Regions from separate parts of the Homo sapiens genome. Here region 1 is linked to region 2. Evidence: chromatin loops called from intact Hi-C (ENCODE). Cell type or tissue: ascending aorta. All regions are shown on one strand. Each heading gives the region's core, and the rest is flanking DNA. Links, peaks and the distances in the headings are about the cores only.

Evidence for each region. Hi-C counts contacts between places; a loop is a spot of excess contacts. Peaks named below come from ENCODE experiments on the same cell type or tissue, not always from the same donor. Only the 100,000 strongest peaks of a DNase experiment are listed, where the experiment ranks them.
Region 1: a loop joins it to region 2, with 2.6 times the contacts of the local background. A loop is called at or near these places in 5 of 110 quality-filtered maps.

What each region holds. Positions count from the first base shown.
Region 1 is chr3:112,357,117-112,368,393 of GRCh38, forward strand. It overlaps CD200 (CD200 molecule), which reads left to right. Exons shown (of 6, transcript NM_005944.7): 6 at 4,427-5,696. The coding sequence ends at 4,434. Among named protein-coding and RNA genes, the nearest start is that of CD200, 30 kb to the left of the region's middle. RefSeq lists an enhancer at 1,646-1,715. In ascending aorta, for the core only: no CTCF peak of the experiment used is centred there; DNase peaks (open chromatin) are centred at 964, 1,525 and 3,685; H3K4me3 peaks cover 1,429 bases; H3K27ac peaks cover 7,831 bases.
Region 2 is chr3:112,404,639-112,416,161 of GRCh38, forward strand. LOC124909408 (a long non-coding RNA gene) reads left to right here. Exons shown (of 2, transcript XR_007096004.1): 2 at 10,560-11,267. Among named protein-coding and RNA genes, the nearest start is that of CD200, 77 kb to the left of the region's middle. RefSeq lists enhancers at 1,643-2,165, 8,988-9,488. In ascending aorta, for the core only: no CTCF peak of the experiment used is centred there; DNase peaks (open chromatin) are centred at 6,377 and 7,003; H3K27ac peaks cover 5,939 bases.

The DNA.
Region 1 (11,277 bases), core at 1-8,000, 50 kb before region 2:
CGGGCGTGATGGTGGGCGCCTGTAGTCCCAGCTACTCGGGAGGCTGAGGCAGGAGAATGGCGTGAACCCGGAAAGCGGAGCTTGCAGTGAGCAGAGATCGCGCCACTGCACTCCAGCCTGGGGGACAGAGCGAGACTGTCTCAAAAAAAAAAAAAAAAGAAAGAAAGAAAGAAAGAAAAAGAAAAGTACCTAAAACGAATGATACGCTGGAACACTGGCCTGGGAGGAGAGGGGCGGAGTGTTTATTTGTAGCTGTCGCCAACTTCCGTGAAGTAAATGTTCCCACCATAGCAAATTTCAAGCTACTAACAATTTAACCATCAGCGTGAGCCAATAAAGCTCTAGCACACCAATGCGGCAGACTAAGTTTGTAACAGATGTTCATTTTTGTAATTACTAAATCTAAGGTCCTTTTTCGTTTTATCGAAGTATATTTTCATGAATTGTACAAATGTTCAAGGAAGGACGAGTTTAGAGAGGTAAATGGAGGGACAAACAGGAATTGTAGCAGTTAGGACAGCTTTGAGGAAGATTTCAGGTTATCTGAATCTGTTTGGACACATGGGCATGCGTATTTGGAAGGGAGAAGAACTCATACAGTAAGTCTTAATGTCATCAATAGGTTCTTGGAAACTGCGAGTTTAAGCAAAACGGCATGTAACAGAACCAATTTTACCACAGGCTAAATGATAGAAACAAGACTTAAGTTCCTATGGCATATTTCTAGTCACAAAAACATCACCAAACTTTTAATAAAGACCAAAACATTTCTAATATTAAACATTGAAATAAATGTGAGTTATGCATACATTTAAGAAACAGTAACAAAAACAAGTGAGATAATTATTCACTCAATGATTTCAGTTCAAGGGTATGGGTGGCCAGAGCCTATGCAGCTCAGGATGCAAGGCAGACACTGACACCAGACAGGACGTCATCCCAGAGCAGGGGGCATTCACACACGCGCACACACACGCACACGCACACACACACAGTTACTCAGACTGGGACCATTTGGACATGCCAATTTACATAACATGCAGTACGTGTTTGGGATGTGGGGGGAACCAGAGTATCCAGAGAAAACCCATGCAGACTTGGGGAGGATGTGCTAACTCCCACACAGTGGTCCTGGATGGGAATCTGTTGTTTTTCTCATCAACATTATAACAACATGTTGTGGAATGAAAGGATGTTGTTGGAGGACCTGCTATATAAGTCATTTCAGTAGCAGTCTTGGGAGAAATTTGTGGGGACCCACTGGGGAGACAGAATCAGAAAATGTGCATTCTAAAAACGTGCGTATACTGAAATGAACTTGTGATGCCTAGATGAACTTGTGATGCCGAAAACTGATTTCCTGCTAGTGCAGTTGTATCTCTTTTTGAAGAAGAGAAACTGTTTTGCTTAGACATTTTTTTTGTAGGAGTATGGGAAGAAAAATTACTCACTGAAGCTAGTGCGAGTCAAGGGTAGAGGGAGGGCAGTTCCTGTAAGGATGTGTATAAATGGATTTCCAGGAAACTAAACTGCCGCATGTCAGGAAGAGCGGCTACCTGAAGGTGCTTGTAGATCCAAAGCTGCCCTAGGTTCCCCATCAGCACTGATTCATGAGTTTTGCATCTAGTTTCTCCTGTCCTTACCACAACTTGGCTGTTCTGTCTTCTCTGCACTAAACAACTTCTTCACTCTCTATTCCATATGTTTTAAACTTATCTTACTATTTTTGTTCCCTCATACCTTGCTTCATAGATTACCCAATCCAACAAGAAACAAAAGAGAGAAAGAAAGAAAAGTGAGAGGAAAGAAAGAGAGAGAAAGAAAGAGAGAAACAAAACGAAAGTATATTCCTGAACCACACAAAAAGACAAAGAATCACATTCTCTACAAGTGTCCTGTGTTTTTGCAAATTAACCGGTACTTCAGGTAGTCCTTAGGTATTCTAGAGTTTAGAAGAATCCTAAAAGGTTTTGCTCTGGCAAGGGCTGTGAGTAAAGCATGGCCTTTGAGGCGATGGAGGGAGAAAGATATATAGAAACTTTATTTTAGAGAAAGGAAAAACTTCTTCAGACCAGATGCAGAATCAAGTAATCAACCATTCAAAGTCAGGCTTAATTTAAGAGCTTTTTTTAAAAAAAACAGACAAACAACAACAACAAAAATGTATACTAGTGATCTTTAAAGGAAACCATGCTATCATTTAGATTATTATTCTGGATTCCAGTCAGTAGTTAGGTCATATAAGAATTATAAATTCTGTTATTGGTAATTGATAGTTCAAAATGCATAGTCTCACCACTCAGGGAAAACAGCACTTAGATTTCAGAAGATAAAACTTTGTAAGTGGGGATGAAAGGAGGGCATGGAGGGTGTTCTTAAATATTTAAATGGATGTTCATGAGACAAAAGGACTAGACCTGGAAGTTATTACATTTAATTCTCATAGCAATTGATAAGGAAAGTATTTCCATCTGATAGGTGATAAAACCAAATTCACAGAAGTTCAATTCATTCATTTTATAAGTATTTATTAATAATTTTTAATATGCTTGGCATTGTAATTAGCACTGGTTATTATACTATAATGAACAAAACAGGACCTTGTCATTTTAATGGAGATGACAGGTTAGGGGGACAGCAGAGAAATGACAAGTGAATCAACAAATAAGGATACTATTAAAACACGAGATTTTAGCACAAGGAAATAATATAGAATAATATAAAATATAGCATGCAATGAAAGAGGATAACTTGAAAAGGATACCAGTTACTTGGATTTTGTTAGGGAAGGCTTCGCTGAGGTGGTGACTTTTAATCAGAGACCTTCAAGGAGAGAATAATCCAGCCATGGAGGAGACAAGGGAAGAGTGGTTTTTAGCAAATTAATTGCAAATGTGAAAGCTCTAAGGCAGAAAAGTCATTAATATTTTACAGGGTGCGGTGGCACATGTCTGTAATCCCAGCACTTTGGGAGGCTGAGGCAGGCAGATCACCTGAGGTCAGGAGTTCAAGACCAGCCTGGCCAACATAGTGAAACCCCATCTCTACTGAAAATATGAAAATTAGCCGGGCATAGTGGCATGTGCCTGTACTCCCAGCTACTCAGGAGGCTGAGGCAGGAGAATCACTTGAACCTAGGAGGTGGAGGTTACAGGGAGCAGAGATTGCGCCACTGCACTCTAGCTTGGTTGACACAGTGAGACTTCATCTAAAAAAAATATATATATATATGTATATATTTTAGAGCAGTGTTACTCCCAATATGGTCTGAGGATGGTTGCCCATCCAAGAAGTGTTCTTTACTAGTCTGAAGTAAAATAAGTACATAACTGAGAAAAAATGCTTACACTCTATGATAAGAATTTGACAGTAATTTTATATCTGTTAAATCTGATAATTTAAAAATGAATTATGTTATTTTATGTCATTTTTCTAGTAATTCGTTTTTACTATTGAAATTGAAAAATATTGAGCCATGTTGGGAGAAGATGGTCTTTCCATGGTCCATTGATATCTGATGTTAGAAATATTGGGCAGGATCTAAAATGTGCAGAACTTTGCAGGTTCTGGTAAACAATTACCTAAGATTACACAGAGAGTGAGAGGTGGTGCCAAGATAAAATTCCAAGTCTTTTACTTCATCGTCTATGTGCCTTGAGAGGTTTCCAGGCTCCCAGTATGTGCCAGAAAGCCACTAGCCCTTGGAAAGGCCTCTACTTCGTGACCATTTCTACCCTGACATCCAGTGAGTTATTATCCATCAGAAACAAAGCTTACAAATAGAATACATTTTGATCATTTGGAATTTTTGAACATATTCCTTTACTTGTAGTCTTAGGTGATTTTCTAAACCATTATTTCCTAGGATTACGTATGCCCTTTTATTTTTGCTTCAGTTTTGTTTTTGTTTTTGGTTGTTGTTGTTTTGTTGTTTTTAGAGATAGTGTCTTGCTATATTGCCTGGGGCTGGAGTGCGGTGGTGAGATCATAGCTCACTGCAGCCCCAATCTCCTGAGCTCAAGTTATCCTCACGCCTCAGCCTCCTGAGTAGCTGGGACTACAGGTGCATGCCACCATGTCCAGCTATTTTTTTTTTTATTTTTATTTTTTGTAGAGACAAGGTCTTACTATGTTGCCCAGACTGGTCTTGAACTTCTGGGCTCAAATGATCCTCCCGCCTCGGCCTCCTAAAACACTGGGCTTACAGCCACAAGCCACTGCATCCAGCCTACTTTTGTTCTTGTAAAGAGTCATAGTCCCCTCACACCATACTGGGTCAGAAATGTCTACTTCTTTATCTTTGCCAATGAATATACACTAGAATAACTCTGTGTTTCTTAATCTCTCTATTATTTATCTTCTTAAAATGTATTATGATAGAATTTACAAGTGTCCAAAGTTAATACCTTGTTTTTCTTTTATCCAGAGCCCTAAATAAGTCACACAGCACCCTGAAAGTGATTCCCTGGTCTACTTGAATTTGACACAAGAGAAAAGCAGGAGGAAAAGGGGCCATTCTCCAAAGGACCTGAAAGAGCAAAAGAGGTGGGAGCGAAAGCCTTAAGGATCCCACGACTTTTTACTGCCATCTGAGCTACTCAGTGTTTGAATCCCAAGAGGAAGTCAGTTTACCTCTCAGGTCTGTTGTAGGACTTGATTTTGTAAAGCAATGCCATGTTATGTGGTTGAAAGGGCACTGGACTTAGTTAGTATCAGGAGCACTGAGCTCACAGACTGACTTGGGCTCCTACTGGTGGGGACCTCTGTTAGTCACTTTACCTCATCCAAAGTATAAAGGAATTGGACCAAATAATTTACCACATAGCTCTAAAACTTAATTTAAAATGTAATTCCAGAAAAAAAAAGGGAATAAGCAAAGGGGGAAGAATTGAAAGAGAGAGAGAAGAAAGAATACAGAGAGCTTACCTTTTGCCTTTCTGTTGATGTTACATCTCTTCTTCCTATGTTCTTAGGTCTATGAGTCTGTTTCCCCATCATTTGGTATCTAGTCCAGTTCCTGCTTACTGCTTTGCTAATAGCTGGCCTTGCTAGAATCCTTGGTTTCACTGCTGTTCTTCATGTGCTTCTATGAGATTTACTCCAACACAAATAGGACTGAATTTATTGTGAAGTAACATTGGCAATCTTAACTTATTCATTTAACTTATTTTTATAGCTAGATAAATATTGTTAGTCTTAGACAATAGCTCACATTTTTTGAGAAGCATGCCCTCCCTGTCCATTTGTCTTATAACATGACCCAGCCCTATTTTACGTCATTCTAAATTCAGCCTCATATAATGAAAATACATTATGAAAACAGATGTTTAGGAGATTTCCTGTATAGCAGTCAGCCAATTCATATGCTTTGTCTCTGCTGGCTTCTTTTTCCATGCGTTAACTTTTCCCAATAGCAGAGGAGGCAAATATGAGCATACAATCCCTTTGTTCTAAAGATATTGTTCCAGCTAGTGGAATGATGTTGAATCTTTAATAACCATAATTAGTTGCTTTTTCAGTATCTTCTGCTTTGTCTGTGTCTATCCAGTGGCCTAGGAATTAAAGTGTAAGTTGTTTTCGCTGTTAAATTGGATATTTATATATATATATAGCAAGATTTTCATGTGTTATTTAATTCTGTATTGTTTCTTATATTTGTAGTAAAATATTGAACAATTAAAAGTGTTGACTCCAAATATTTGGCTTATGATATTCTCTTGGGAAATGTGGAAATGAATGATAATCCTTGTCTTTTCCCATCATATGTAAAACCCTCCCCTCCTCTCTATCTTTCCCCTCCTAAAAGATGAGCTGGGCTGGGCGCGGTGGCTCAAGCCTGCAATCCCAGTACTTTGGGAGGCCGAGGCGGGCGGATCTCGAGGTCAGGAGATCGAGACCATCCTGGCTAACACGGTGAAACCCCGTCTCTACTAAAAATACAAAAAATTAGCCGGGCGCCTATAGTCCCAGCTACTCGGGAGGCTGAGGCAGGAGAATGGCGTGAACCCAGGAGGCGGAGCTTGCAGTGAGCCGAGATAGCGCCACTGCACTCCAGCCTGGGCAACAGAGCGAGACTCGGTCTCAAAAAAAAAAAAAAAAAAAAAAAGATAAGCTGGTGTTTCTGACTAATCACAAAAACACAAATCAGATGTCTGGCCGGTGTGAGCTCCTTTGAGTTGGTGCCTATGTCCTTTTGACATGACCCTGTCAGTTCTGCAGCACTTCTTTATATGTGTTCTTTTGATTTTGCTTTTAGATACCAACCTTTGCAGACAGATTAGCTCACATAGTTTTGAATTTAGTGGGAACCAACCCCTTGTATTTTGCTGTATTTCTAGTATCTCTGCTAAATTGGTACTAGATCAGGCAGGATGACTTAATGCAACAGTTCTTAAACATTTTGGTCTTAGGACCCCTTTATGCATTTGAAAACATCATTGAGGATCCCAAAGAGCTTTTTCTGTAATGTGAATTATATCTGTTGATATTTATCATATTTGAAATTAAAACTGATAAAATTTAAATACAAAAATGTGTAACCATATATCCTATTAGCCATCAGAGTGATGCCAACATCAAACATCATATAGCTTCTGGAAGACTTCAGAGCACATTTATTAGAGAATGAGAGTGAAAAAGTCAAATAATTTATTGGTGTTATCATGACAATAATTTTTTGATTATGTGGACCCCCTGAGATGGTCTTAGGGACAATGCTAAAGACTACTGTTTTAAAGTATTGGCAAAGAAGAAAACCACCTTATGGGAAGATTTCATGAGTCTTTCTCAAAGGAACTCCTTGCTAAACATCTATCTTCATGGTACCTAAGCATTTCACCTTTTAACCAGGACTTTAGGCCATTGTATTACTGGGAGCTCCTCCTCAAAATGCAGAGAAAGCTCAAAGACTAATTTTTATCTATTGTTAATAATTCAATTTAAATTGGCTTATTAAATGGCTTTTCAGTTACTTTTCAGGATGTTGAGATACTTGGACTTAGGATAGGTATGTTTTATGGGGAAGACTTGGGAGGTTATAGAGAAATAAAGGGGAGAAGGAAAGGGTAATTGAGAGCATGCCTCTCTGCTGAGAAGGTGGCTCCATGTGGAACACCACAGCCTTGCTTTCTCCTCTATGTCTCCTGCCCTCTCACCCTGGCTGGCTGCTCACCAACCCTTCCATACTTATCCTAAACTTTCAACTATGGGTGCTTTTTTGTATTTGTGAATTAGAAAGAGGTAGCTTGGGCTTTGCATATTTAAGCAGATTGGGAAAGTTGTAAACTTTTGAGTCCCTTAGAATAACTCAGTCATGTATTTCTCTTCTTAGTAAAAATTCAGAAAAATTCCAGAGTAGTGCAAACCTGCTTAGAGAGAGGAGAAAACAGAAGAAGACTGTTGTGTTTAACTGAAACTGAAACTGCAAATGAAGGGGTTTTTTTGTCATTTTATGTTTTCTTTTTGGTTTGTATTCCTCAATCCGTGCCTTGATAACAATTCATAAATCTAGGTTCAAAGAGTACAAAATCCATATTACTACTAGGAATCATAAGGCTTTGATTAAAATAATTTTTTTGAACTTTCTTCTATGGCTATTCTGAGCTCAGAAAGAGTATTTTATTTAATTTTTGTTGTAGAGACAGGGTCTCACTGTGTCACCCAGGCTGGAGTGCAGTGGTGCCATCATAGCTCACTGCAGCCTTGAAATCCTGGGTTCAAGCGATCCTCCTGCCTCATACTCCTGAGTAGCTAGGACTACAGGCACACATCACCATGCCTAGCTAACTTTTTATTTTTTGTTGAGATAAGGTCTCACTATGATGCCCAGGCTTGTCTCAAATTCCTGGCTTCAAGAAATCCTCCTGTCTGGGATTAAAGAGGTGAGTGACTTTGCTCGGCCTTTGCCTTTTAAAATAAAGCTTCTTAAATTATTTCTTCACAGCGGTGATATTTTTATTTTTTGTTTGTTCTCAAAATATTCCAGATTTGATTTCATCCTTCCCTCCACAGTTGCTCAGGCTAATAATTCACTTGCACAAAGTCACATAGAGCAGTGACTCAATCCAAGCAAACCAACATTTACACAGATGTCATAATCATTTGTCTTGTGAGGTCCTGAAGGTAATTAACCCCATTTTTGTAGGTGTGAAAAATCATACTTTTCAGTGACTTCATACTTTTCAGTGACTTTCATACTTTTCAGCGACTTTCTTCCAGTAGCATTGTAAATGTGTTTTTGGCCAAAACTCCAACTCAGAAATCCCAGCTTCCTGTCTAGTGAACTCTCTTTTCTGCCCACCCTGCAGTGATTTATCTCAATCTTACTTGCCAGCGTAACCTATTTGTTCTGTACTTATATTCAGAATCCAGCTCCTACCTCCATTCTTACACCTGACCCAAACCATTATTATTTGTTTCCTAGATCATTGTTATTGCTTTCTAATTAATCTTCATGCTTCCGTGTTCTTCCTCTTTCAGTCTATTCGAAACATAACTGTTCTAAAATATGTCAAGTCAAATCACATAATTCTCCTGCCTAAAATTTCCAAGTGCTTCCCATCTCACCTAGAATACAAGCCAAAGTCTTTACGTGGGCTATAAGGCTCTAGACAATGGGCTCACTGATAATCTCTGAAGTCACCTCCTACTCTCTCTCCTGATCACTAGTCTGCCGGCTATTTCACCAACATTTCAGACATGTTTCCATCTCAGAGCCTTGGCATTTCCTCTTCTCTCTGCCTGGAATGTTCTTTCTGCAGGTACCTGCATGGCTCATATGACTTTTCCCCTGAAAAACACTCCATAGATACCCCAAAGATACTTTAATACTTTTAACCGGACTCATATTAGTCTAGATAGTGGGACACTTATCTCAGAAATTTGAAACTCAAAAAGAGAGAGAGTTGTGTGTTTCTAGGAGTAGCTTTTATGTTCCAGTGCAGTTACAGAGGCACTGAAGCCCAGCTGCTCAGGTGAAGCATTTCAATTACCACATGATTCTGGATCTGGTTGTGTTTAGCTCAGTAACTTGTATACATGTTAGTTTATTTTCTAATAAATCAGAGACAATATTGCAAATACATTCAGCCCTCCCTATCTGTGGGTTCCACATTTGTGGAGTCAACCAATCACGGATAAAAAATATCTGAAAAAAAAAACAAGAATAAAAATAATACAAATTTAAAAACAATACAGTATAACAACTATTTGTATAATATTTACATTGTAATAGGTTTATAAGTAATCTAGAGATGATTTAAAGTATGTGGGAAAATGTGCATAGGTGATATGAATATACTATGCCCTTTTATATTAGGAACTTGAGCATCTGCAGATTTAGGTATCCATGGAGGTCCTGGAACCAATCTCCTGAGGAAACCGCTCAGCAGAGAAAACCATTTCCTAAGTTTATATATCTATATTCAGGACCTGAGAGCTTACCAAAACTTTCCTGAATCGCTTTACCTTATGTGAGGTTCAGTGTTCCCATCACTGGTGTTTGATGTCCCTCCAACTACTTTGGCAGTGAGAAGGTACTCATCCTGTTTGAGAGATAATATGCACAGTTTTGAGGTTACACTTTATTCTGGAGAATCCCTTTTCCATTGCATAGATTTCCCTTGGCTAGAGTTGTTTTGTTTTCAACAGCATGTTTTTTAGCTTTGGATCTTGAGGAGAGAGAGCAGGAGAGCCAATAAACAAGTCTGGGGAGGGGAACGTTTCCAGATACGTCAGGTTAAAAATAACAAACCAAAAACCATGAACCACTCATTACAAAGCCAGATTTGAATGAATTTCCATTCACTCTCATGAAGTTTCAAAAGCTAAATATATTGGAGAGAACATTTCAACAGTGGTGAAAAGATGAAAAGAAAGAAAACAAGTAACTTTACATGATTGGATCACCATTTTTGTTTCATTTATTTAACCAAGAGATGGAATAGAGGTGCTGATATTATTAGGTGAAGGTTGTGATAATTTTATACCAAATAAATATATAATTTTCTTGTCATAAACTTTATGTTTTAATGAGTGGTTTTCATTAGAAAGTGACACTGCATTTCTCATCATTAGATTATGTGTTTCTGCCAGTAGCAGTTATGTTGATCAGAACAACAGCATGTGTCTCACAATAGATAGCATTTATCAAGCACCATTTTAGGCATCTCACTGTACTGGGTCCTGAGAGGTATTTGCAGAGGAAGACACTACTAAAAATCCTGGTTCTGAAGAAATTAAATATTTAATAAAGGACGAAATAAATCTACCTGCATGTATTATTTAGAAATGACTTGTGGAAATTCATGAAGTACTATCATGAATAGAAAATGAAATTCAGAAATATGTTATTTGTTGTTTTCTTCTTTCTCTTCCTTCTTTCCTTTCCTTCTTTTTTCTTTTTTCTCTTTCTTTCTTTCTTTTTCTTTCTTTCTTTCCCTTTCTTACAGAGCCTCACTCTTGTTGCCCAGGCTGCAGTGCAGTGGCACGATCTTGGCTCACTGAAACCTCTGTCTCCCAGGTTCAAGTGATTCTCCTGCCTCAGCCTTCCGAGTAGTCGGGATTACAGGCGTGTGCCACCACACCCAGCTAATTTTTGTATTTTCAGTAGAGACGGGGTTTTGCCATGTCGGCCAGGCTGGTCTTGAACTCCTGACCTCAAGTGATCCACCTGCCTCGGCCTCCCAAAGTGCTGGGATTACAGGTGTGAGCCACTGTGCCCAGCCAGAAATATGTTTATTATAATTCAATTTATATTTTGATTCTACATAATTACAGATGTAATGCTATGATATTTTGGGTATGGATGATAGGGAATAAAATTGGCATACATCGATCGTTGTTGAAATTGATGCCTTTATATTCTCCTCTTTATTTTGGTGTATGTTTGAAAATCTTATAATCCAAAGTTTAAAAAATACTCATATCTTACTTTGCTAAGCAAGAACACTAGTATCTCCTTTTTTTTCACAATATATTCAACTCTGCCACATTTTCATCTGGTTTCCAAATAAAATTTTTTCTCAACAACCTTGAATTCCATTACTATAGACTTCTATCAATGAAAACAGAATGCCAAACACTCTGCACTCAATCATTCATCAAAGCATGGGTGTTAAAATGAGTATACAACCATTCTCTTGAGAAGTATCATAGTAGGAAAGAGCTGACAGAAAGTCCGTGTACTGATGCAGTTTGGGTAAGCAAACAGAATATACTTTTGGATTTAGAAAAAAAATAAGTGTGGCCAGGATACATAGCACAGAGGTTTCCAATAGT
Region 2 (11,523 bases), core at 2,212-10,211:
ACCCCTATGCCAAGTTTTGACACCTTATAGTATTTAGGAGGAATAAGTATGAAAATGCTTGATTAATAAATGCCAACAAAAACGTACGCTGGCAAATTGTTAAGACATTTCTAATATTATTTTACCAATAATTTTAAAGCCAACTTATTTATTAAAGATTTTACTTAACTCACTTGAACTTGAAAAAGCATTTAACTAGTCTTTGTTCTTTAGTATCTGATTTAAGCACTTTTATTTTTTAATCCAATTAATCAGAGCTCGTTTATATATTTTTAATAGTGAAATATTGTGTACACAACAAATAAATATATAGATGTATTAGGCATGCTGATAGAAGTACATCTTATAGATTCATAAAGACCTCCTTTTTTTCCTTTTTTTTTTTTTAAGCTCACCCTGGGCAGTTGTCAGCTAAATAGCCTTAAATTTGCATTTTAGAGGAAACAACTCAGGTGAAAATCAGATAACAAAATTTACATCATAAGGTATGAAGAGGGCCCAGTGGGCCAGCAAACTCCTGTAATCCCAGCACTGTGGGAGGCCGAGGCAGTTGGATCACTTGAGGTCAGGAGTTTGAGACCAGCCTGGTCAACATGGTGAAACCCTGTCTCCACTAAAAGTACAAAAATTAGCCAGGTGTGCTGGTGCGCTTGTAATCCCAGCTACTCGAGAGGCTGAGGCAAGAGAATCGCTTGAACCCAGGAGGCAGAGATTTCAGTGAGCTGAGATGGCACCACTGCACTCCAGCCTGGGCAACAGAGTGAGACTCTGACTCAAAAAAAAAAGAGTGTAAGAAGAGAAAGCCTGGTGAGCTGGAGGGAAATTAAAATGGATTTAATTGCCGATTGAACATAACATTATAGAAGTCTATTATAAAGGCCTTCAAATATATACAAACACACATATACAGACACACACACACACACACACACACACAGCTTCTACAGCTTTTACTTCAGTACTTTAGCCATGAGATAAATACAAATTTGCCAGCTCGCAAAAAACAAACAAACAAAACCTGTTAGATCCAAACAGTGGTTTTTATCTCAGCAGAAACATAACAGCAGATTTAAAGCAGGCAGAAAAGAAAATACAGAAAAAGGGGACCTGGGAACTCTATAGTTTACAGGTCCACCTTAGGGCTCTTTTTCCTTAATCTAAATGTGCACAAAGACTGTATTACTTCCATTTTACTCTGGCAAGTAAAGGTGCCGTAAAACCTATGGAGTGCACAAAAGTGGGTCATTCTCCTTGTTTTCTCCTCATTCTTAGATTGTTTCCTGGTTTTATGTATATATTTATTTATTTATTTATTTTCTTAAAAGGAGGAACTGAGCTGTGGCCTAGGGTTTTTGGGTGATGCATCAGTGTGTGCTGCTTGTGGGCAGGACTCCTCAGTGTGTCACCACTGAGTCGTTTCCACCCTCTTACGTGTCTCAGTTTCTCTCTCCAGAGGTCTATGACCTCTGAAAGAGCTCAAAATGCCAGGTGATCAGCTCTACAAGAGACTCGCTTCACCTTTAAGGGCAGCAATTCTTTTTTTTTTTTTTTTTTTTCTGAGATGGAGTCTTACTCTGTTGCTCAGGCTGGAGTGCAGGGGCATGATCTCGGCTCACTGCAACCTCTGTCTCCCAGGTTCAAGCGATTCTCCTGCCTCAGTCTCCTGAGTAGTTAGGATTACAGGCATGTGCCACCACACCTGGCTAATTTTTTGTATTTTTAGTAGAGATGGGTTTCATGTTGCCCAGGCTCGTCTTGAGCTCCAGACCTCAGGTGATCCACCCACCTTGGCCCCCCAAAGTGCTGAGATTACAGGTGTGAACCACTGCACCTGGCCAAGGACAGCAATTCTTTTAGCCTCAAGGCATCTTCTGAGCTTTGTCTTTGATGGAGCCGGTCTCTTTGGGCACTAGTATCATTATCCTATGTTTGGCTCCTAGGGTTATCCTTTAAAAAAATATGTCTTTTCCTAGCACCTAACAGAGTGCCAACTACAACATAGAAGGCCTTCAGGCTTTCATAATACTGTTTAACTAATACTTTTTCCCACTTTACTGAGGTATAATAGACAAATAAAATTGTACATATTTAAGTTGTATAGTATGATGCTTTGATGTACATATGCATTGTGAAATTATTGCCAAAATTAAGTTAGTTAACACATCCCTCACCTCACATAGTTACCTTTTGTGTATGTGGTAAAAACAAAGGTCTGCTCTCTTATTAAATTTCAAATTTACAATACAGTATTATTAACTTCATTAACAATTATCAAATTAAATAAATGAGTCCTGTTGCTGTCACCCAGGAGATGGCACTCTTAAGAGACAGCTCAGTGATGGATCAATGGCTGATAGTTGAGGCATCTGCTTTTATTATTATTGTTTTTGATTCATATGGGAAACCAATGTTTTCTTTACCTGTTAATGCCCTTTTAATATGGATGGTCTTTCCTAATCAGCAGTCTATGTGTAGCAGGACAAGCCGCAGACAAAACATCTCAGACACCGAGTTGTAGAAAGAAGGGCTTTATTCAGCTGGGAGCATTGGCAAGCTACTGCCTTAAAATCCGAGCTCCCCAAATGCACAATTTCTGTCTCTTTTAAGGGCTCACAACACTAAAGGTTTTACATGAAAGGGTCGTGACTGATTTGAGCAAGCAGGCAGTGACAGGGGCTGCATGCCCCGGTGGTCAGAGAGAAACAGAACAGGGCAGGGAGTTTCACAGTGTTCTTCCACACAATGTCTGGAATCTATGAATAACATCGGTTTGTAAGTTATGAGTTGATTTTTAACTACTGGGTTTAGGCCAGGCAGGCCCAGGCCTGGTTTTGGGCCTGACGCCGGGCTGCCTGTCTTTGGTTTTACTTCCTTGTTGTTTTTTCTTAAAACAGGTACTGAGTATAAAACAATATAAAATAATATGAGAGGTCTCTCTCTTCCCTCATATGGGCATCTTTCCAAACATCAGTTTAATTCTCCTGAGAAAGGCTGCCTCTTTCTGTGAATTCCCCAAAGTGAATTTCATATGTACTACCGAGACCATACAATGTATCAGGACATCTATAATGAACATTTGTTGGGTTTACCACCTGTAATCAAGATCTCATCTTGTGGTTACAGAACTCTGATTTTGTTTTGGGGGATTCCCTTCTCCTACCTTTCTATATGTATAAAGTTGATTTCATACCTGGCTCTGGGAGTGCACTTTTGGCCAAATCCTCATTCTAACAATACATTTTATTAATCGCTATTTGTTCTGGCCACAGTTTGATTCCAGAATGGACACAGGATCCAAGTCTGTGAAATCAAGATCTGTGAGATTCTATTCTAAGACTTTCTTAGAACTTTCTGAGACAAGGACTTTCCCTTTTCTCCTGGGTGTGGAGTTTTAAAGATAAGTGTTCTAGAGCTGCTGCAGTCATCTTGCAACTACAAGGACAGAGCATAACTAAGAATGGATCCTAATTAGAGGTGAACAAAAGTAGACCTAAAGAAAACAAAAGTAGGACCTAAAGAAAAATTGTCTAGGTCCTGATAACAGATATATATAAGCTTCTCATCCAGCTGCTCCAAAAGCTAAATATTCAGATTTTTTAGTTATATAGGCTCATACATTTACTTATTGCTTAATCAGTTCACCATCTTAAACATAACTTCCAACCTGGTTAATACTTGTCCAGCTATTACCAAATGTAAACAAGCATGAACAAATGAGAGACAGAAAATTAATGTTGGTGATATAGATTATAAGTAATGAGGAGTGTTCAGATATCGAGATAAAACATGCTTGTATCAGTCATTTGTTTAGTACTTAAGATAGGTTTTACAACATTTGAGATATGGCAGATATCTCAAAATATGAGGTGTCCATAAAGTGTGCAAACAGATACATATAACAAACTGTTGATATTACATTACAGTTGAGTAAAATAACATTGTTTCACATTATATAGACAACACTATCAGACTTAAATCCCTCTAAAAATCTAGGTGGGAATTCTAAGACTAATTACTTTGCAACGATATTGAAAAATACTTGGGTATGTACTAGGCAGGAAAATACCTACTGCATACAAAGTATTGTTTTGGTGATTTAAAAGATAGACAAAGGAAATAAAGAGAGAAAGAGAGAGGGAGAGAACGAGAGAGAGAAGGAGGGAAGGAAGAAAGGAAGAAGAAATATTTTGTATTTACTCTGTGCCAGAGTTCTGAGAACATGGAGTCAAAAAAAAAAAAAGAAAACAAAAAAACAAAAAAAAATACAACTCACTGTTCCTACCCTCAAGGAACTCAGTGAGGTATAAAAGATGAACATATAAACAACAAAATTATATATAATATATAGGTTAGGTTAGTGAAATGCAGGTATATGAGCCAGATATTATAAGAACAGAGAAGCACATCAAGTCGGTTTTTGAGGGAGAAAGCTTACCAGCACAGACTGACAGATGCACAGCTGCAAGGACACCAGACAGGGGAGATAGTTTCCAAACAAGTGGAAAATAGGGCAGACATCTCTTGAGGGAGGAAGACAACAAGAGACTTCAGAAGGGGTGGATCCAACAAAATCCAGTTTCCTCTCAAACTTACTTACCACGTCAGACATTCCTCCTTTGGAGAGACTACTTGAGGAGTGACAAAGGCCATAAAACGTTGGGCACAGGTAATGTTTTTTGTTCTCTTTATGGTTCTGGCTTAATGATTAAGCCTAAGGGCAACCAGAGGTGCGGAATCTCTCTTGGGAAGGATCAGATAATAAATTTATATATTTTATATATAATATATAAATATTTATTTTATGAGGACATAACATATTTTATGAGGGCAATCTTATTTCTACCTTCATGAAATTGCTTCCTCCAAATTCTAACCACACTTCAAAGTGAGGGAAAATAAATAGGTAGATAAGTTAAATATTAGTGATGTCTTTACGACCATACTCAATACAAGGCAATATCTGCCAATCCAACCATTTATCAATACAAAACAAATATTTTATCTCATTTGCCCAAATCTGTCTGCCTCTCAATTGAATCCAGACTTGAGAGCTGAGAAAATGAGTATTTAATATCATCTTAAAATCCCAATAGGAACATTTCAAATGGGGAGTGACATATGGTAGGTTACATTTTTCAAAGATTGTTCTGGCTAGTGAAGAATGTATATTAAGTGGTCAAAAGGAGAGTAAGGAGGGTTGGAAAACTGCTTCCACAGCAGGATGAAAGTATAGTGGCTTGGGCAAGGGGGATAGTAAAGGAGATGGCGAGGACTGGGTAAAAAGGATACATTCTTGAAGACAGTACTAGCTGATGCATTTAAAGTGCAGAAAGAGTAAGAGAGAAGTCATGGATAATTCCTAGGTTTTTGACATAACTAAATGGATGAGTGTTATTTACTTAAACAGAAAACACAGCAGAAGTGGGCTTGAAAAAGGAAGGAAATTAAGAACTTTGTGTTAAATACGACAAGTTTGAGATTTACGTAAGTCAGACATCTTGGTGAAGATAATCGGGTACAAAGCTGGTTCTGTTCGTCTAAACACAGATTTAGATGTGCACTAGAGATATATGGGGTTTGGTAACAGGTTTCAGGCATCCACAAGGAGTCTTTGAACGCATCCCTCACCAATAAGGCATAACTGCTGTATAAGCTGGGGAGTCACTGGCATATGAAGAGTATACCTTTAGAAGGACAACTCATAAGCTATAAATCTAAGTCTCAGAATGTAGGAATAATGTGCACATTCAACACTTAAAGTCATTTCATGTGGAACAACACAAATGAAAAGATTTTCAGACGTTGTTTCTTTAAGAGAAGTTAGAATTTTTATCTCTCTAAACCTGTGATTCAGAGTATTTTTTGACAATATAATGACACTAGGAGGGGTTTTGAGCATTGCAATTGAGGATGAGATTAAAGGCAAGCATAGGTTGATATTTTAGACAGAAGGAAACACACACAGCTATATATGGTACATAATTGGCACTGTCTTACACATTCAATCATATTCACCTCTGCCTAGTCCAGACAGTACAAATGTCCTCAACCACCTAGCTGAGATAGCTTAGCTTCACAGAGAACAAACATCACTAAACCTACATGTGGTTGTCACATGAATTGTGCTATTGTATTCTTGTTTCTTTTTTTTGATGGATTCTCACTCTGTCCCCCAGGCTGGAGTGCAGTGGTGTGATCTCAGCTCACTGCAAGCTTGGCCTCCTGGGTTCACGTCATTCTCCTGCCTCAGCCTCCCGAGTAGCTGGGACTACAGGCGCCCGCCACCGCGCCCGGCTAATTTTTTAGTAGAGACAGGGTTTCACCATGTTAGCCAGGATGGTCTCGATCTCCTGACCTCGTGATCCACCCGCCTCGGCTTCCCAAAGTGCTGGGATTACAGGGGTGAGCCACCGCGCCTGGCCAATTGTATTCTTGTTTCTAATTTAGGATTTAAGTGTCTGTAACAAATGCTGAAGGGTGATTTTGATTTTAGGAATGAACAGCTAAAAATAACTAGCTGAAATTCATGTTGTCTAAAGGGCCTCTAATCTCATGAACCTGTGGGTAAAAACATGGTAACATTAACCTTGATAATCTAAATTTTGCCAATTGTTCATCTCCCCATGCCTGACTTGGAACTTGGTCAGACCCTGCCTCCCTGACCCCCAGTCAAGATTTCTTCTAATTTCTTGAAGCATATCTAGAAGGTTTCCCAGGTATTCTTTGAGGTTGATATATCTCATGCCTGAGATCCACCTGTAATAAATACCTCCACATGACCATGTTTGCCAATACTGACTATGAGAAGAGCGCCTTCCTATCTAAAGTGCTGCTGTGTCCTGCTGCTCCCAAAGCTGCAAAGTTTTGGGGTATTAAACTAATCCCCACATGCTTCAGTCTCTTTGCAATGCCTAAGCCAGGCAGCAGTGCCCACAGAATCAGTGCTGTATTTCAAATACTTCAACTCACTGGAACTTCCAAGCATATGATGACCTCATGCCTCGGGATCTAATTCTAGAGCCTTCTGAAGCTATTCCTGGGGCACAGTGACATTTCCTCTGTTACTGCCATTCTCACAAAGGAATGCAGAGCAAGACGTTTATGTCCCCAAAGCAGGAGGACATGCCATGGTAGACACATTCAAGCATAGGCACAATCACATTTTTCTCTTCTTCTCCTATCCTCTCTTCTTTCCCTCGATTCTGAGGATGGCCCTTCTCCTTTCGACAGCTCACTCCTAGTCCCCATGTGTCTCTGTTCCCCTTATTCCTTTTCCTGGGTTTTATAGCAGTCTCTCTACTGGCTTCTTTTCCTCAGGCTCCAGACATGTCTAAGTCACCTTATAAAACAATTACTGTTTAACAATTATAGTTAAGCATATTTAATTTTATATAAAATAATATCAGATAAAATTTAATAGAGCAATTATTTAAAAAACTAAACACTACATAAAATAAATTTAATTGTAAAAACATAATATTGAAATATTTGATTATCAAAAAAGGGTTGGTCACATGTCAATGGATCACATGTCAATGATCAATTTTAAAATGGTCAATTTTAAAAATTTTACAGAATTATTTTTAAAATAGCCTTCATCTTTTAGAACAGTTTTAGATTTACAGATAAATTGAGAAGACTGTACAGTGTTCTTATATATCCTGCATCCAGTTTCTCCTTTTATTTACATATTATTATGGTACATGATATATGGGTGTTATGAACATTTTAACAATATTAATTCCTCCATCGAAGTATGTCTTTTCTAGAGAAATGTTTCTCTATTCAAGTCCTTTGCCCATTTTTTTACACAGATTATTTGGTTTGTGCTATTGAGTTTTAGAAACTGCTTATATATTTTTTTAAAGTAGCCCCGTATCACATACATAACTTGCAAATATTTTCTCTCATTCTATAGGTTACTTTTCACTCTGTTGATTGTTTCATTTGTCATGCAGCTTTTTCATTTTATGTAGTTCTGTTTGTCTATTTCTGCTGTGTTGCCTGTGCTTTTGATGTCATATCTAAGAAACAATTGCCGAGGTCAACATCTAGAAGCTTTTGCTCTCTGTTTTCTTCTAGCAGTTCTGTGGTTTCAGATCTCATAGTCAGAACTTTGATTCGTTTTGAGTTGATTTTTGTGTATGATGAAAGATAAGGGTCCAACTTCATTTTTTTCAGATGTGGATGTAGTTTTACCAACACCATTTATTAAAGAAACGAGCCTTTCCCAATTTTGTATTCTTGGCACTCATATCGAAAAATGCCCTTGGAATTTTGATAGAGATGGCATTGACTCTGTAGATAACTTTGGGTGTTATAAACATTTTAACAATATTAATCCTTCCATACCACGAACATAGATGTCTTTCAATTTATGTGTTTCCTCTTTCATTTCCTTTGTCAACATATTATAATTTTCAGTGGACGTGTCTTTCACCATTTTGGTTAAGTTTATTCCTGTGTATTTTATTTTTTCTGTTGCTAATTGTAAATGAGATTGTGTTCTTTCCTTTTTTCATTGTTTGTTGTTTGTAAATAGAAATGCTGCTAATTTTTGTATGTTGATTTTGTATCCTGCAACTGTACTGTACACTTGAGGAAGTGATTACTTCTTTAGACTTTGTAGATTGGTTTTGTCAGGGTCAGACCTTTTCCACATAGTTCAGCGTGGAGTTTTGGCTAAGCCAGCTGGTAGCATATAGGATCAGGCATGCTGTGCCACCAGGGTCCCTGGTCAAGCAGGACCCACTGCCAGTGCTCTGTGGCTGAGTGGTGCCCACTGATTGTGCTCTGCTACCTGGCAGAATCAGCTGGCTGGGCACCATGGTCAGTTGGGGCTAGTTGGGGGAATGTCCGAAGTTGAGTATGGCTATCTAGGGGGATTTCTACAGTCAGACAAGGTCAGTGGCTGGGCTCCAAAGTCAGGTGGGACCAGTTGGAAGAGCCCTGTAGTTAGACAGGGACACTGGTGGAACTCTACAGTAAGAAGGGACATCTGGCTGGGCTCTGTGGTCTGACAGGGCTGCTCTCTGGGCTCTGCATTCAGGTGAGCAGGGCTTCTAGCTAGGCTCTGCATTCAGTTGGGGCTGCTGGTCATGCTCCCTGATTGAGCAGGGTGCTGGAAGTGCCCCCTGATCCGGCAGGGCTGCTGGCTGGGCTCCCTGGTATGAGAGGGCTACTGTCTGGACTCTCTGGTCAGGTAGAGCCACTGAGTGTGCTCCATCATTGGGTAGGGCCAGTTGGAGGACCTTCACACTTAGGCAGGGCTGGATGAGTGGACTCTGGTTGGGCGAGGCTGCCTGTTTGGGTAAGGCAACTGGTGGAAATATGGAGACTCCACAAAGATCTGCATACTGCTGCTGAAATTCCCACAACTCTTTTTCTTTGTTCATAACTCTCTCCTGTCAGTCTATCCAGGCCAATCCCCCGAGTATTCCATGTGAAGTGAAACTGATTTGGGGCTCTTCTGTATGTCTCTGATATGCTGGGGAAATTGAACAGCCACCTCAGTCTCCTTCTCTCCCACTGGAGAAGTTATAGGCCAAGGGGATCTTTCTTGGCATGGCTCTGTGCTGGCTTGCTGGAGGGGCAACACGGGCCAAAGTGAAATCATTCCTCTTACCTCTTTTAATATAGCTTTTCTGTTTCTATGCTCTACTGGGTGCTGCAATTTTATCCCAGTGATCTAGACTTCTTACAAAGGCATTCTTGTCTATGAATAGTTACTAACTCTGTAAGAAGACTAGAGAATTTCTGTGAAGGGTCTTGGACTGGGGCCCTCTCATTCTGCCATTTTGCTGAAACCCATGTATGTAGTGATTTTTTGTCAAAAAAAAGCAACTATCAAAAACTCTTTTTGGGGAAATAAGACATTTATAAGCTATTTTAATATTTTCCTCTGGTTAATTCACCTTCTTGCTAGAGAAGTTTGAGAAGATCTTTTTGAAAGCTTTTATTTTTTTCAGTAATTACATTGAGAGCAAGCCATAGTGTGTGTGTGTTTTTCAAAGAAAATGTTTTTAGTTCCTTTATTTTCTAGAAACTGATTAACATCTGAATTAATTTCAACTTTGTCATGTTCATATTTCTCTTGTTTAGAAAGTTTTTAAACCAGAGTAAGAATTTTTATGTTTATGATACCATTTGTATGGTCAATTGACTTTTGTTGTGTTTGTTTAGAGGAATTTTGGAAGTATAGAAGAATGTTTTATAATAAATCAAATGTCTTATTAAACATTTTGGTGTAGTATATTAAGACATCTAAAGATGTTAATGGTTTTTTTTAATCTTAATGTTATTATATCAAAAGAATATCAATGTCTTGTTGGTACCTAGAAACACCATGGTCTACCAGAATATTGAAAAATAGTATTGTGATCTCAGTTTCTTATCCAGAATTCTTCAATTAGATAAGTCATACAGAATCTGGAATTGTTACTCTAACTCTCTTCTCTTTGAGAAAACAAAATAGAAATGTTCTTCCTTCTATGGAAAAATGAAGAAGGTAAAGTAGTATTCCTCTCTAACACCTTTTCATCTCTTTAAATAAAACACAGGCTGGGCGTGGTGGCTCACACCTGTAATCCCAGCACTTTGGGAGGCCAAGGCAGGTGGATCACGAGGTCAAGAGATCGAGATCATCATGGCCAACATGGTGAAACCCCATCTCTACTAAAAATACAAAAATTAGCTGGGCATGGTGGCACACTCCTGTAGTCCCGGCTACTCGGGAGGCTGAGGCAGAAGAATCGCTTGAAGCCAGGAGGCGGAGGTTGCGGTGAGTCGAGATTGTGCCACTGCACTCCAGCCTGGCGACAGACCAAGAATCCATCTCAAAGAAAAGAAACAAACCCACAAACTGTTTACTTTCTCATCAGCAGCCCCCTACTTACCTCTTCAACAACATTGAATATCATTCATCTCCTTGTCATGACACTTTGGCCACACTGGTTTTCTTTTTGGTTCCTGAATTGCTATGCTCTTTTCTACCTGTGGACCTTTGCATAGAATGATATCGTTGCAAGAAATGTTTTTTCTCTAGAGCTGTGTCAGCTGGTTTTCTTTTTTAACTTTTAATTTTCATGGGTATATAGTAAGTGTATATACTTATGGGGTACATGAAATATTTTGATAAATGCATGCAATGCATAATAATTACATGGGAAAATGGGGTATCCATCACTTGAACATTTATCCTTTGTGTTACAACCTATTATACTCTTTTCGTTATTTTAAAATGTATAATTAAACTATTATTGACTATAGTCACCCTGTTGTGTTATCAAATATTAGGTCTTATTCATTCTTTCTAATTATTATTTTGTATGTATTAACTATCCTCACTTCCCTCCCACAATCCCCCCTCATTCTTCCCAGCCTCTGGTAACTATCCTTCTACCCTCTCTATCTCTATGAGTTCAATTGTTTTAATTTTTAGCTCCCACAAATAAGTGAGAACATGAGAAATTTGTCTCTTTGTGTCTGGCTTATTTCACTTCACATGATGACCTCCAATTTCAT